Regions from separate parts of the Homo sapiens genome. Here region 2 is linked to region 1. Evidence: chromatin contacts called from ENCODE Hi-C data. All regions are on one chromosome and are shown on one strand. The core of a region is the stretch at or near the end of the contact, and the rest is flanking DNA. Distances in the headings are between cores, read along the strand shown. Region 1 overlaps COL5A1 (collagen type V alpha 1 chain). Region 2 overlaps COL5A1 (collagen type V alpha 1 chain).

Region 1 (4,832 bases), core at 425-2,924:
CCTGGCTGGCAAGACACAGCCCCACACCCCAGGCGCACGGTCTATACGACAGCACCCAGGCCCTGCAAGTGGGGTGTCACCGGCCTGACCACCTGGACCGTCTGCTTGGGTCTGGGGAAGAGCCAGGCAGCCTCCCTTAGACGGGGGAGAAACAGAGCCAACCTGGCCTCCGAGCTGACTCTGCAGGCCCACAGGGGCTTCTTCCAGGCACCAAACCACCGACCGAACAATTCATGCCCAGAGGCGGAGGCCAGCTGTGGAAGACAGAGACCAGCTGTGGGAGCTCCCTTCCCGGCTTCCCATGTGGCTGCCCCCCCAAGTGGTCCCCTCCCCCACCACTGCACCCAACAAACGGGCCTCTCCACCACTGCACCCAACAAACGGGGCCCCTCCCCCACCACTGCACCCAACAGACGGGGCCCCTCCCCCACCACTGCACCCAACAGACGGGGCCCCTCCCCCACCACTGCACCCAACAAATAGGGCTCCTCCCCCACCACTGCACTAAATGGGGCCCCTCCCCCACCACTGCACCCAACAGATGGGGTCCCCTCCCCCACCACTGCACCCAACAGACGGGGCCCCTCCCCCACCACTGCACCCCACAGATGGGGCCCCTCCCCCACCACTGCACCCAACAAATAGGGCTCCTCCCCCACCACTGCACTAAATGGGGCCCCTTCCCCACCACTGCACCCAACAGACGGGGGCTCCTCCCCCACCACTGCACCCAACAAATGGGGCCCCTCCCCCACCACTGCACCCAACAAATGGGCCCCCCCACCACTGCACCCAACAAATGGGGCCCCCCCACCACTGCACCCAACAAATGGGGCCCCTGCCCCACCACTGCACCCAACAAATGGGGCTCCTCCCCCACCACTGCACTAAACGGGGCCCCTCCCCCACCACTGCACCCAACAGACGGGGCGTCTCGATGGGGAGCAGGCTTAGGTCCTGGCTCCCCTACCTGCCCACTGAGCTTGTAGACCCTTCACACCCCTTTCAATGAGACAGGGTTAACGGCACTGACGGCGATGCTATGAAAATACTGCACAATCACTATGACTACCATCATCATCATCACAACAGCCACCGTCTCGCGCGGGCAGGAGAGCCTGCCAGCACACAGCGGCGCACCTGCCACCACGCTGAGTGAGCACGGGGCGGGCCGCACCGGCTTTGCCTCCTTTCATCCGCACCACAAGCCTAACATCCCCACTTTCCAGCTGAGGAAACTGAGGTTCAGGCTGGCTCAAAGCCATGGGAAGGATGGGCGGAGGGCTGGGGCTTGACTGCGGCTCCCTCAGATGCCCCCTTGGCCACGGTGCTAAAGAAGGACATCACGTTCGTGGGCCCCCTCGCCCGTCAGCCGTGTGAGGGCAGCTCCTCCGCTCAGGTGGGCGGCTCCCCCAGCCACTGGACCCTCCCACAGGGGACGCCCTGCCCCTTTGCTCCCCCTCCACCGCAGCCCTGCCTGCCCTGGGCACTCCCCTCCAGAGACCCTCCAGCATCATGCGTCCCTTCCCAGAGACCCTCAGTGCCATCTTCTGGGAACTGTGGATCAGAACATCCGCCGTCAGCCCAGCAAGATATCTTTGGATAAGGCCGGCTCCCAAGATGACATCATTCCTGTCTGGGCTGGGAGATGGGTCTGTGGCTCACATTTTCCATGGAACAAACCTGAAGCCCAAACCTCGGGCCAGGCAGCAGGAGGGGCCAGGCCCCACAGCACATGGGAAGAGGCAGGCCCTGCCCAACCCTGTGGGGTCTCTGGACCCCTCCTTGCTGGGTGCCACACAGATCACCAGCAGGGTCACTGGCACCTACCAGGCGGGTCACCAGCCACCTGCAGCAGGAAGGAGTCCAGGCCTCACTCGCTCACCACTCAGGCCTCCCTAGACCAGAACTGCAAATGAGAATGCACCCCGATACCAAACTGCACCCCAATGCCACACTGCACACTGGCTCCAGCCAGCCAGGCAGCTGCCTACTGCACCAGGGAGATGCCCACGGGGCTTGGCCAACCGCCTGCTAGCCAGGAGTAGCCCCCCCACCCCTCCTCAGCCAGGCACAGCTCAGCAGCCCACCCCGAAGCCTCAGCTAGAGGCCCCAAATATGCATGCCCAGAGGCTCACTTTTAAGCACACGTGCTCTGTGGCAATTTAAGAGACGAAAAACCCCTTTTCCACGCTGGTGTAGGGAAGTGGCTGAATCATGGCCCCGAGGGATGGGTCCAGGTCGGAACTCCCAGAATCTAGATCCACAGGTGACCTTGTCCAGAAATAAGATCACTGCAGATGGAATGAAGGATCTGGAAATGGGAACATCCTAGATTAGGATGGGCCCTAAATCCAACGACAAATGTCCTTGTGGGTCACACAGAGAGACACAGGGGGAAGAGAGAGGCTGTGTAAAGACGGAGGCAGAAGCTGGGGCGACGTGGCCACAAGCCAAGGAGTGTCTGGGGCCACCCGGGGCTGGAAGCGGCAGGCAGAGTCCCCCGCTGGAAGCTTCAGAGGGAGCACGGCCCCGCCCACACCTCGATCTTGGAATTCTGGCCCAGAGCTGGGAGAGGATAAATCTCTGCTGTTTGCCACCGGGCTGTGACAGTTGGTTGCAGCAGTCCCAGGAGATCATGCAGAGTGCAATGTCCTTGTCCCTTCCAGGGGCAAGAGGAGGTCTCAGCAAAGCAGGCAGAGCTGAAGACACGACAAGGGGCCTCTGCCCTTCACCTGCTGGTGTTCCGCTGCCAGGGGCTGCCTCAGCACTGCCAGGGTGGGGTCTGGGCTGCCACACAGGTGGCCTGAGACAGCGGAGGTGGATCCTACAGAAAGCACCAGTGGATGCTAAGGAGACAGCAGGGCTGGGTAGATGCGGGTCTTGGACCGAGGACCTAGAAGGGTGACAGTGTCCTGTGTCAGTGCAGGTGCACCAGAGCCCCCACCCCGGGAGTTGCTCTGAGCCGCAATGGCAGGCGCACTGGCCAGGCAGCAGCAGGGACTTGGGCCAGGACTCGGGAGGGGCAGGCACACACTGCCTCCGAGAAGCCCTGGCAGAGGGACACCTGGCCTATCCATGCTGCCTGGCCAGTGATGGAGGCACAGAGACGACATAGCAGGGTGCCTGGGGCTGCCCGAGGCGGTGGAGTGCCCTGCCCTGCCCAGGTGCACACATCACATCCATCTCATGTCCGAAGTCAGAGTTGGCCCAGCCAGCCCCCCAAATGTGCCCCTCTGGGCAGCTTCCAAGGCGGGGAAAGCCCTCCCTCCCCGGACACCTCCCCAGTCCTCTCACAGGGGAACGCAGCTCATCCAGCAGAGGCTGAGCAGCAGGGCCCAGGGAAGGTCTGGCGAGGTGGGTTTTCCCAGCTCCGCAGCCCTCCCCCGACCAGGAGGAAAGGTCCTCAGCAGAATCCCCTCACGTCCCGGAGCCGCCAGCCGCACACAGCTCAGCACCCAGTCTCGCCCGCCTGTGTGCCGGGAAGTCTGCTCATCTTCACGGTTGCGCTTCCCTCCCCTGGGGCTTCCCCGGCTGCCCAGTGATGGGCTGCGGGCTCCAGAGCTGCCCTAGACCCAAGCCTGAGTCCTACCTGCTGTGTCCCACAGGCAGCCCAGGCAGCCGTCAGCAAGCCAGTGAGCAACAAGGTAGTTCTGGAAGGATCCAGAGGCTCCAAAGGCCCCAGCCTGGGAAGTTACAGCAAACGTGGACCTGGGCCTCTAACAAAGCCCTTGCTCTCCCCTTCGAGGCCCTAACACTGAAGGGCCTGACGCCCTGGGGGACGTTCCCACTCACAGGAATCCCAGGGCTCCTCTGTTCCCACTCACAGGAATCCCAGGGTGCCTCCGTGGATGGCTGAGAAAGGCCCACTCAGCACAGGCCCCACTCCTGCCCCGGGGAGAGTGAAATTCCAGAAAGAACATGTCAGTGGAAAAGCCAGGCCCCTGGAAAAAGGGAATCAGGGATTAGGTAAACCGCTCGGTGTTTTTCAAAGGCTGAAATGAAGGCAGACAGATGGAGGACCGTTAGAGCTTGGAGCCGACGCCATCACTTTCCCGCCAGCACCCAGGGGTTTTGCAGGGAGAGCTGGAGTTTATAGTCTGTTTGGTCTTGTTGCCCCTTGAAACCTTCAACAGCTTAAAAGCACATTTGGCTCCTGGCCCAGAACTCGCTGGCCGGCTGTCCCCCGGGGCAGTTCTCATCCCCTCCACGGCCCCCCTCCTGGTCATAGCTCACCCACAGAGGAGGGGCCTTCCACGGCAGGCCTCAAGGCAGAGGCACCCCAGGCCCCCTCTTAGTCCCGCCTCCCAGCCTCCCTGACGTGGCTCACTGGGCCAGCTCAGGGCCCATAGATGAGGTGAGACTCTAGAGAGGTGCATGGAGCCCTCCGGATCAGCAGCCAGGTAGCCCCGTGCTGCCCGCCACAGGCTGGGGAAGGTGCTGGGACAGGGGCTAGGCGGGTCCAGGTCACCTGTCACACACGGGAGGGACACTCTTGGGCCCTCTGCCCTTGCTAACAGCTTATGCTGGCTCTTCCTGGAAGGTTCCAGAGTTTCACAGACCCCATGGGCCAGGGGACTCCAGGGTCCTCAGGGCCTGTGCGGGGAGGGCTAGGAGAACAGAATGCCAGGCGGGGGCCCACAGTGCTGTCAGGCCAGCCTGAGTCCAGTCTCCTGCCACTGGTCCCCGGGATCCCTTCCAGGCTGGGGACAGTTGTGTCATGATTTCCGAGGTCCCAATCTGCTGTCATGTTGCTGAGTGACCTTAGGCAAGTGACTCAACCTCCCTGGTGCTGGCTTCCCAAGCTATGAAGTGGCAGCAAGACTCTCTTC
Region 2 (4,643 bases), core at 363-2,862, 62 kb before region 1:
CTGTGTCCCCCCCAGGCTGGGTCCCTTGGCGGAGACACCTGAGGAAGGGCTGAGTGTCCCCGGCTCCTTCCTTTCCAAGCTGGATGTCCCTGAGCAGAGGCTGAGCCCAGAGCACCTGGACCCGCCCCACCTGGATGCTGAAGGGTAGGAGGGCGTGGCGAGCACCCACCTGACCTCCTTTCTCTCCTGGAGGGCCTTCTTTGCCAGGGTGTCCCTGTCACAAAAGAAGAAGCATTGATTAGTCAGTGCCACTCCAGAAAGCAGCCTCCCTCGCTTCCCCTCCCTGCGTAGCATCCATGATCATGGAGCCCATTTCCCTTCCTCCCCAGGAAAACTGAGAGCACCAGAAGTCGAAGGCAGCTGGCCAGGCAGCCAAGCACAGCCCGGCCTCCCCGAGCCGCCAGGCCCTGAACCTCGGCTGCTCCATCTGCAAAATGGGAACAATAAGCCTGACCCTGGCCCAACCCCGGCCAAGGCCAGAGACTTGCGGGGAGTATGCAGCAACCCCCAAGTGCACAGGTGACCTGCACGGTGGCTCCTGACCCGGCCAGAGCCAGCCCGCCCTCCAGTGCAGGTCCACAGACCAGTGACCCACGAGTGGGGACAGGGCCAACAAGGGCCTCTTCCCCAGGTCACCTGACAAGATGAATCTGCACAATAATGAGCTGGGACCAGGTTCCTGGCATCCCTGCTTCCCGGACTAGCAATTGCTGAGCTGTCTGCAAACCTTGGAATCTCTGATTGTTGGGGAACCAAAAGCAAAGCAAGGTTGGTGCGGGGTGGAGGGCTAAGGCGTGTTACTTGACTGAGGGGTCCCAGCACATCCGTGAGTCTTCAAACAGCTGCCTCGTTTGAGACCCACACCCTCGGGTCTCCACCTGGCCTCGGGGATGGAGGGGAGCTGAGCGAAGGTGAGGACCTATGCCCCATGTGACAGGTACCCAGCCGAGGCTCTAGGAAGGACCTGTGTCTCCTGCCTGCCTGGGCCTGTACTAATTCCATTCCTAGGAATGCAGGTTTCTCTGACTTTCCAACCCAGGCGGGTCACTCGGTTTAATGCCTGTGAGCTCAGGATCGGTGAGCCAAACTTCCAGGATAAAAGCAGAAAGATCATCAATGTTCACTGTGCAGAAATGCAGTTCCACCAACGAGGATTCCAGGAAAGAGGCTGGGCAGGGTGATGAGAAGGCTGGCAGGGTGGGTTCTACTCCTGGACACACTCAACCTGCTGTGTGAGCTTGGGCAGGTCACTTGCCCTCTCTGGGCCTCCCGCTTCCTCAGGTATAACACGAGAGGGTGGCAAGATGCTCTTCTACCTTGAGTGGCCTAACGTTGATCTGAGACTCTTTCTAGACACAGTAGCATTAAGAAGACCCAAGTCTCGTTGCCTCAATTAAATGGTTCGTGTGTGACTTTTAAGTTTTTATTAGCTGTCCAATTGGGTTTGATGCCTTTGCAGACAGCCTATCCTAGCAGACAGCCTATCCTAGCAGCAAGTGAGTGGGAGGGCGCAAAGTTCCCCTTGAGGGAGGCTTTGAGGAAGTCCAGGCACCTGCGGGACCTCACCCGCTGCTCCAGCTGGGAGGGGACGTGCTTGGCCACCACGCCGCCTTCCGGAAACAAGGCTCATGGCGCCAGCACCTCAGAGTGGCCGGGCTGGACCTGAACAGAGCCAACTAGAGGGTGTCCTGGTCCAGGGTGGCCAGGAGGGGTTCTTTGTGGCCCTTTATTACACTTTCTATCAGCCACAGACACCTTTCTGTGAAGGACCTAGTGGGTGGATCTGCAGGGGGGCCGAGAGCCCGGCTCTGGACCGGGCAGACCCAGCCCCGGCTGCTCGAGGAAGCCCCCAGGCCTCTCCACGTGGTCATTTCCTCAGTTCCAGGCTGGAGATAACAGCACATCTGCACACAGCGCCGCTGCGGAGACGCACAGAGCGTTTGCAAGGGGCTCAGAACTGCGCCCACCCAGGGAGCACCAAGCAGAGTTAGCGGCCGGCATCACGGCGGCCTCCATTCCCATCCAGGCCAAATTCCTTTAGGTATATTTTCAGTTACAGATAGAGAATGAGAGTAAAGCAGTGGGGGGAAGCACAAAGCTCCCTTACTAAAAAATGTTTGAACAGGAAAAGGCAGAAAGGAAACGTAACAAGATAACCACGACTGATTTTCCTGCAAAGCCGGGCAGGGCCGCTTTCCCCTTTCTTTCTACTTGTGTGTGTTTCCCAATATTCTATAATGAGCAGTGCTTCTGTAATGGGAAAATAATAAAGCTTACATTATTTGTATTTGATATTTTCTGATTAAAAAAGTAACGTATGTTCATCATAGACAATTAGGCAACTGGAAGAGGAATTAAAATCCTTCATCACCTCACCACTCGGAGTGGCTGTGGCTAATTGTATGATAGAATCATCTGTCGTCTCTGCAGATATGCATGCGCCCTTGGCATGGTAGATCTATTTTTAATTTAATATTACATTGTGAGCATTTTTCTCATGTCACGGAGTATTTGTCTAAATTCAATTCTTACTGGCTCTGTAATATTCCACTGAGCCATAATTCACTTAACCATTTCCCCAGCGTGTGATACCAGGAATATATTCCACTGAGCCATAATTCACTTAGCCATTTCCCCAGCGTGTGCTATCAGGATTTATTCAACAACATATTTCTAGGCACTGAGTCTGCTCTGAAGTGCCTCATACCTCTTGATGGATTTTAAGGCAATCTTCCTTTCTTTGAAACCAAAACCAAAACAAGAAAAAAAGAAAACTCTCTCTGTAGGGTTTACCCTCAATGTGCTGCCTTTGCAAAGGAGAATTTTTAAACATCTTTTCTTTCCTCCAGATTTTCGTGGGAGATGGCTGGGGCTGTCTTTGGGCCTACCCTTTGCTTCCTTTTGCTCGAAGCACCTTCATGTGAATGGGGTCCACCTACGCTCACATTTTAAGCTTTAAATTCGGGCTGGGGAAGGGACACCTTAAAGGCCTTTCCTTCCCCCAAAGAATATAAAAGGAAACTGCAGGCTCTTTAGGGACCCCAATTCTTTGGAGGTTTCAACATGGGGAGGGGAATTCCAGGGAGAACAAGTTAGGTCAGCTGAGGGCCGAGAGAATGATCTTGGCAGGAAGGTGGGGTGCAGCCCCCTTCACACCCAGGCCCCCTTCCTCCCCGCAGAAGGAAAGAGGGGTGCAGCCACCTTCACACCCAGGCCCCCTTCCTCCCCGCAGAAGGAAAGAGGGGTACAGCCCACTTCACACCCAGGCCCCCCTTCCTCGTGTGGCCTGCTTCACACCCAGGTCCCCTTCCTCCCCGCAGGGCTCTGGGCCCAGCCACTGTCCCCACAGATTGCGGCCCATACTCCATGGACACCACAGCCAGCAGCACGGGAACAGAAAACTAGCCTGGAAGGACACACGTCCACCCGCTGTCAATGGCTAAATCAGGAGATGAGATCAAAGGTGGCTATAATTTTACTGTAATTTTATTTATTTTCCTAATTTTCTATAACAAGATGTGCTGTTCTGATCATTAGAAAGGGCAATGAAATATAAATGTAAATTAAAGGACACAACACATTGGAAAAGATGAACCACTCAGTATGCAAACTCCCATGTGGCCAGGTGACCACGGGGCCCCACAGCTGCGCGCGTGGGGATGAGAAGGCTCCACTCTGCTTCTTCTGACCAAGAAAGGGCAGTTTGTGATGTGGGAGTCACTGGGCCAACTGACTCGGCCTGAGGGATGCTGTGTGGTGAGCAGTCACCGATAATCATCAACATATTTAACTTCCTTGTTTAGTTTTTAACAGTGTTATTAAAACCATAAAGCATACTGCATCTTCAATAATTAATTCTGCTAATCTCGTTTGTGAAACAGACTCAGCATTAACGGAATAATCAAAACCAAAACCACAGCAGGCACTTACAGAGGGTGTGGGTGCAAATCAGCTCACACTCATGTACACGCACGTGTGCACGCACGCACGCATTCTGAGTGTGTTCTACTTCCTCACACCTCCCCCCTCCACACAGCTTAGACACAGATTGGATTTGTCACCAACTCGCTATTTCCAGGCAGAATCTAATTTGGCTCCACAGCTGTGCGCGCACACACTGCAAACGCGTTTGCTCACCACCTCCCTTCTCAGTGTGTGAACACTAAAAATACACACCACGTACCCTGCCTCTTCGCTTCCAACCCTGGGGACGCAAGCGATGGCCTGGAGCCCGGCCCAGCCCTCCTCACGGCTCAGCACGCAGGCCTGACTTCCGGTAATTAATCAGCACAACCTAATAAATAGCTAATATTCCTACTCGCGCAATCGCCACTCGTTGATTAAAATCCATGATGTTAAGGGTGTCCAGAACCCAAGAATGACCGAGCAGTCCAACTGGAGACCAAACGGGTCTTCATCAACAGAGCCAGAATGAGTCAATGCCGTCCAACAACAACCCCAAAGAGCCTGGGCCTGCAGCCCTATCCGCAGGGTGGAGGTGGGGAGAGTATGGAGGGATGAGGTGGGCAGGGCTACTCACCGGGGGTCCGTCAGCACCGGGCATTCCTGGAAGGCCTGGTTTCCCCAAGGGACCCTAGAACAAACCAGAGACTCCATGAGGAGATGCCCTCCCTAGGCTCACC

Evidence for each region. A loop is a pair of places that touch in the nucleus more often than their neighbours do. Pooled maps may share reads with other maps.
Region 2: a map of astrocyte of the cerebellum shows a loop between it and region 1 (8-fold over the local background). The contact joins two enhancer-like sites. A Hi-C loop is called at or near these places in 3 of 168 maps with a recorded cell type or tissue (astrocyte of the cerebellum, posterior vena cava and right cardiac atrium) and 1 of 50 pooled maps.

Annotation. Positions count from the first base shown.
Region 1 is chr9:134,706,538-134,711,369 of GRCh38, reverse strand. The region is part of intron 4 of COL5A1 (collagen type V alpha 1 chain); the gene reads right to left. Among named protein-coding and RNA genes, the nearest start is that of COL5A1-AS1, 56 kb to the right of the region's middle. RefSeq lists an enhancer at 2,502-3,069. Within about 2 kb of position 1,674, at least 9 of the 41 ENCODE cell types and tissues checked have a DNase peak (open chromatin) inside an H3K27ac peak, as active enhancers do.
Region 2 is chr9:134,768,361-134,773,003 of GRCh38, reverse strand. It overlaps COL5A1 (collagen type V alpha 1 chain), which reads right to left. Exons shown (of 66, transcript NM_000093.5): 25 at 4,541-4,594; 26 at 170-214. It overlaps LOC124902301 (a long non-coding RNA gene), which reads left to right. Exons shown (of 2, transcript XR_007061843.1): 2 at 330-2,375. Among named protein-coding and RNA genes, the nearest start is that of MIR3689C, 79 kb to the left of the region's middle. Within about 2 kb of position 1,612, at least 2 of the 41 ENCODE cell types and tissues checked have a DNase peak (open chromatin) inside an H3K27ac peak, as active enhancers do.